2 separate regions of the Homo sapiens genome follow, and region 1 is linked to region 2. A link is a loop called in an ENCODE intact Hi-C map of the cell type or tissue named here. Cell type or tissue: psoas muscle. All regions are shown on one strand. Each heading gives the region's core, and the rest is flanking DNA. Links, peaks and the distances in the headings are about the cores only. Region 1 has its middle 9.1 kb from the start of MYLK2. Region 2 overlaps TPX2 (TPX2 microtubule nucleation factor).

What was found. Hi-C counts contacts between places; a loop is a spot of excess contacts. Peaks named below come from ENCODE experiments on the same cell type or tissue, not always from the same donor. Only the 100,000 strongest peaks of a DNase experiment are listed, where the experiment ranks them.
Region 1: it touches region 2 in a loop (2.8-fold over the local background); 10 of 110 quality-filtered maps call a loop at or near these places.

What each region holds. Positions count from the first base shown.
Region 1 is chr20:31,808,810-31,811,725 of GRCh38, forward strand. No RefSeq gene overlaps it. Among named protein-coding and RNA genes, the nearest start is that of MYLK2, 9.1 kb to the right of the region's middle. In psoas muscle, for the core only: no CTCF peak of the experiment used is centred there; a DNase peak (open chromatin) is centred at 1,622; H3K4me3 peaks cover 17 bases; H3K27ac peaks cover 2,500 bases.
Region 2 is chr20:31,750,925-31,753,840 of GRCh38, forward strand. The region is part of intron 2 of TPX2 (TPX2 microtubule nucleation factor); the gene reads left to right. Among named protein-coding and RNA genes, the nearest start is that of TPX2, 13 kb to the left of the region's middle. In psoas muscle, for the core only: no CTCF peak of the experiment used is centred there; no DNase peak of the experiment used is centred there; H3K27ac peaks cover 1,968 bases.

The DNA.
Region 1 (2,916 bases), core at 109-2,608, 58 kb after region 2:
AAACCACTTACCAGTCTATGTTTGTAATTAAAATATAAGCTTGAAAGTGAATAGAAGCCCTTCCCAAAAGCATAGTTAATGACATTATCCTGGCTTGCACATTTGCTGAATGGAAAGCTCTTTTTGGCTGATATGATGTCAACATTACTAACACCCATGTCCAGAGACAACGTTCATTGGCATTTAACAAAGCCTTTCTGGAGATAATTCTAGTTATGTTCTTTAAAGTCTTGGGATGCCACATTTTCAAGTAGATTTGTTGTCTCTACTTTAGATCAGATTTGAAAGGAGAAAGCTCTTAGTCTTTCTTAACTCTACCAGGAGGTTGGGTGCGGTGGCTCACGCCTGTAATCCCAGCACTTTGGGAGGCCGAGGCAGGTGGATCACAAAGTCAGGAGTTTGAGACCAGCCTGACCAACATTGTGAAACCCTGTCTATACTAAAAATACAAAAATTAGCCAAGCGTGGTGACAGGCGCCTGTAATCCCAGCTACTCAGGAGGCTGCGGCAGGAGAATCGCTTGAACCTGGGAGGCGGAGGTTGCAGTGAGCCAAGATCATGCCACTGCACTCCAGCCTGGGCGACAGAGCAAGACTCCATCTAGAAAAACAAAACAAAGCAAAACAAAACAAAACAAAGACTCTACCTGGGGCTGTGATGTGTCTTTTGGGAAGAAGGGTGGGATTATAATCTCACTCCGGTTAGAGAAATGATGGGTAACCTTTAACAAGTTATTCCTCTTTTGGGGGCTTCAATTTCCACATCCGTCAAATAAGATTGAGCTGGAACAATTAATAAGGCTCCTTTCAGCTTAAATATTTTTAGATTTTTTTCTAGGCAGTTTTTTAAGCCAAACCAGCCCTACTTTTATATTTATATGTCTTCTATAGCCAGTTGTTCAATCCCTGCAAGAGAGCAAGCTCTCCTGTCCCTGGGTTTCCATGTGGACTTCAACGAAGTATGTTGGAGACCAGTGTTCTATCTTGTTGAGGACTTTCCAAGGGTTGTTCTGGAAACGGAAATCTAGCCCAGATCACTCCAGGGGACTAATCCCTGAATAATTCTGTCCCCTTGACACGCACACATATTTTCTGATGTTTTTCTTGACCTTGGAACTGGTTAAAGACTGCATAGAATGTTCAGTGAATTCTTGCAGACTGCCACAAAGAAGTCCTTCCCATCCAAGATATGATTTCCCCCCCAAGATTGAGATTATTTTGGAAGTAATCCTTCTATTGTTGGAGGCAGTTTAAGGATGTCACCATAAAATGGACTTTACCTTGTTCTTTTTCTGTTTCTCTCCGTTGCGATTCAGTTTTTACGTGTTCATGGACAAGGAGACCTGGGTTATTTTTGGATAACTGGCACAGGGTTCAAGAGAAATACAGAATTATTTCATGGAATAAACCCTAGATTGGGAACTGGGAGAGCTGCTCTCGCTTTGTGACTTTGAACATGTTGTTTATATTCTCTGGGTCTCAGTCTCCTCATAGAAGTTAGAATGATCTTGCTAGAAAGGACCCTTCCTCTAGCACAGTGGAGGGGAATTTCTCTCCCGCCTTACCATGCCCCAAAGGCACTGTGGGCAGCAATGGTGACTGTTACCCACCCAGCTAGCCAGTGTGACTCAGAGTGGCCGTGCTTGAGTCACATATTCAGTGTTGTCAGTGGCTGTGTCACCAAGGATTGCCAGAGGCCTTTGCTATTTTCCCACAGCTAACAACCTGACAGGATAGGGTCAGCAGCTTCTAGTTAACAGCTGGCCAAAAGAAGCAGGGAGACATCTCTGCAGGGGAGGAGGTTCATGGGAGTTTGTTCAAGCAAGAGAGGCTTTTTCTCTCTTGGTAGTTTGTTACTGCAGCAATAGAAAACGAATGGGGGAAGCAACACAGAGCACACAGTCACTCAGGAGCTGGGAGGGGTTGCCAGTGCGCCTCCCCTTCATGAAACCACTTCACTTTTTTTTTTTTTTGAGATAGAGTCTCGCTCTGTCGCCCAGGCTGGAGTGCAGTGGTGTCATCTCGGCTCACTGCACCCTCCATCTCTTGGGTTCAAGCAATTCTCCTGCCTCAGCTTCCCGGGTAGCTGGGATTACAGGTGCCTGCCACCAGGCCCGGCTAATTTTTTTTGTATTTTTAGTAGAGACAGGGTTTCACCATGTCGGCCAGGTTGGTCTCAAGCTCCCAAAGTGCTGGGATTACAGGCGTGAGCCACCGCGCCAGGCCAGAGCTTCACTTTTTGTGCATCTCTCTCTCCTTGGAACATTTGCTGTACTGATGACTGGGTCTCAGTGTTCTGTGTTTCCCCACATACACCACAACGCTACTCTTGTGAGCTACTCAGAGGCCTAAGCATCTTGGCCTGTGGGACTTTTATTCTCTAAGACAGTGGTCCTCAGAGTGTGGTCTGTGGCCCAGCAGCAACAGCATCATCAGGGACTAGAAATGCAAATTCTTTATTCCCACACTAGACCTACTGAGTCAGGCACGCTGAGGGTGGGGCCCAGCAACGTATATTTTAACAAGCACTCCAGGGGACAGTGATGCGTGCCTAAGTGTGAGGACCACTGTGCCAGGAGAGGGACCTGCAAATCCTGACAGACAACAGGTCTCCTAATGCAGGTACCCATGGGCCAAGGAGCCAGCAGCCACTCTCCTGTGACCTTAGTGCCCAGCCAGTCAAGAGCCTGTCTCAGGGTGAGAACATCTTCCTCCCTTCCACAGCCCCTTGAGGGGTCACCTTTGTACAGTCTGACTGAGTTAGACACGGGAGAGCTGCTGAGCTTGTTGAGTGGATGTTTTATCTCCTTAGCCAAGACTCCATTCCCAGAATGAAGACGGAGGGAAGAATGCTTTTCCATATGTTCTTCCAACAAGTCATATGACAGATGAGGAAACCGAGGCTCAGAGTTTAAGT
Region 2 (2,916 bases), core at 96-2,595:
AGAGACAGAGTCTCACTCTGTTGCCCACGTTAGAGTGCAGTGGTGCAATCGTGGGTCACTGTGGCCTCAAACTCCTGGACTCAAATGATCCTCCCACCTCAGCCTCCTGATTAGCTGGGACTACAGGCACACACCACCATGCCCAGCTACTTAGGAGGGGTTGAGGAGGGAGGATCCTTTGGGCCCAGGAGTTCGAGTCTAGCCTGAGCAACAGGCTAGATTCTTTAAAAAACAGAGATGAAAAAGAAAGAAAAAAAGGATGTGAAGGGTTAAATTTGAACACTTTCCAGGTAGTTTTCAGCATCATGCTTTGGTGGAATCATGGTTTTGAGGCTAAGTGGGGTTGCTGCATGTTACATTCCTGCCTCTTCCTTCCCCCAGCTTTAGTCGTCTTCATTACATTCATGCCTGGGAAGCCTTCCCAGTGACCTGAGTTAGGCATTAAGATCATGGGAATCCAAGATTTTCCCATGTCTTCTAGCATATTTGTTCACAAGAAAAGGAAAATTTCCTCCTTGCAGCAAGGGGTTTTTAACCACTGTCAGTACCATGGAATCTTTCACTAAAAATCCTTTGAATAGAAATGTGGTCAAGGAGAGGAAAGGTATCAGCAGTGATAATACCTTACAATAGTGTATTTCATAGCACTTGAAGTAGCTTCTTATTTGATTATGGTAAGAAGGTAGGCAGAGAATTAGTGACTTGCCTATTGTCATATACATGTGGTAAATGCCAGAGAGGGCATTCTGGACTTCTGTTAGTTGGAATTGCTTTTGACTACAGGTGACAGAAAATGTGGCTATAATGGTTTATACAATAATTATTATTATTTTCTGAGATGAAGTCTCACTCTTGTCACCCAGGCTGGAGTGCAATGGCGCAATCTCAGCTCACTGCAACCTTCGCCTCCTGGGTTCAAGTGATTCTCCTGCCTCAGCCTCCCGAGTAGCTGGGATTACAGGCACCTGCCACCACACCTGGCTAATTTTTATATTTTTATTAGAGACAGGGTTTCACCATGTTGGTGAGGCTGGTCTCGAACTCCTGACCTCAGGTGATCCGCCTGCCTTGGCCTTCCAAAGTGTTGGGATTACAGGTGTGAGCTACCGTGCCTGGCCTATTTTTTTTTAGTATAAGAAGTCTTTTTAGCAGGTCATGGAAAATTGTAAAAAACACCAGAAGTCTAGAGGTATATAGTAGCTGATATTTGATCTTTAATAGTCATTAGCTCATTGATGTTAAGCCCTATGTTTATTGTTCTCTTGGCCATCTACTCATGTATACCAGATGACTGCCATAGCTCCAGCTTGCCTTCAAGGCAAGAAGAAGGATAAAGGGAAAGGGCAGGAATAAGGGCTATAGCTGTTTTCAGGAAAGAAAATTTTTTCCTAGGAATCCCTCAGCAGATTCTTACTTAGTTCTCATTGGCCAGAACTGTCCCATGGCTACCCCAAGCTTGGAAAGTGGCTATCAGGAGGTAACTTCCATTTTAATGTACTTGCTACTGTTTTGGTCATGGTCAATGAAAAATATTTAATCGTACCTTGACTTCAGCCATGTTAATTTCTAATTCTCTATACTTAGAGTTCATACTGTATAATTTAAACAAACTGTCTTATTTATTGTGTATGATAGGACCTTAGCGTCTATGTAGATGTTAAGTTCCTTTGTGTTCAGGACTACATCTACTTTTTTTTCTTTTTTTTTGAGACGGAGTCTCGCACTGTTGCCCAGGCTGGATGCGGTGGCGTGATCTCGGCTCACTGCAAGCTCTGCCTCCCGGGTTCACACCATTCTCCTGCCTTAGCCTCCTGAGTAGCTAGGACTATAGGTGACCGCCACCATGCCTGGCTAATTCTTTTTGTATTTTTAGTAGAGACGGGGTTTCACCATGTTAGCCAGGATGGTCTCAATCTCCTCACCCTGTGATCCACCTGTCTCGGCCTCCCAAAGTGCTGAGGTTACAGGTGCGAGCCACTGAGCCTGGCCGCTTAGATCTACTTTTTGTGTGAAGATATAGAGTGTCATCCTTGAATGTTACTGAGAAACATTCAAGGGCACACAGCTTATGGCCCCTAGCAAGTACACACTATTGTGAACCACTGACAAAAAGCTTATTGAGTTAAGCTTAATAATGAAAGTAGAAATGGAGGAGAGAGGAAAATTTAGACTGGGGATACCAAAGAACCCCTATTCCAGACAGAAGACTATGGAGAATGGATTTACTTGGAAATAAATACAGTATTCTTTTCTATGCAAATAGCTTAACTTCATGAACACCCTTCTTTAATTCACAAGGTAAGAGGGCAGAAGGATGTAGAAAGAACATTGTGCTGAAGTCACGAGCCTCAGGTCCAGATCTGGCTCTGTTTTTACGTAACTGTGTGATACTGGGCAAGTCATTTAATCTTTCTGATCTTCAGCTTCTAGGTTGGGAATAATTGCTGCTTTACAGGATTGTTTTGCATATCAGAAAGAATACATATTTAGTATATCATGGCACCTGGCATGTAATGAACACCTCTGGTAACTGTTTTTACCATGATCCTTAGGATTTTTGTTGTGTGATCTTGGAGAACCCCTTTTTGCTTTAAGTTAATATCTTATAGACTGCAAAGGTTAGGTGTTAATCAAAGTTTCCTCCCAATTCTAAAATATCATGTTTCTACACTAAGTACCTCAATTAGAGCATTGTTATAAAGATACTTGTGGAATTCTGGCTGCAGTGAGCATAGGAGAGACCATGGGAAGATGATGTTCTCTGGGGTCTAGATTGATGTCACTGTATAAATGAAATATTTGTTATAACAGATGTTTCTGGCCGGGTGCGGTTGCTCATGCCTGTAATCCCAGCACTTTGGGTGGCCGAGGCAGGCAGATCACCTGAGGTCAGGAGTTCAAGACCAGCCTGGCCAA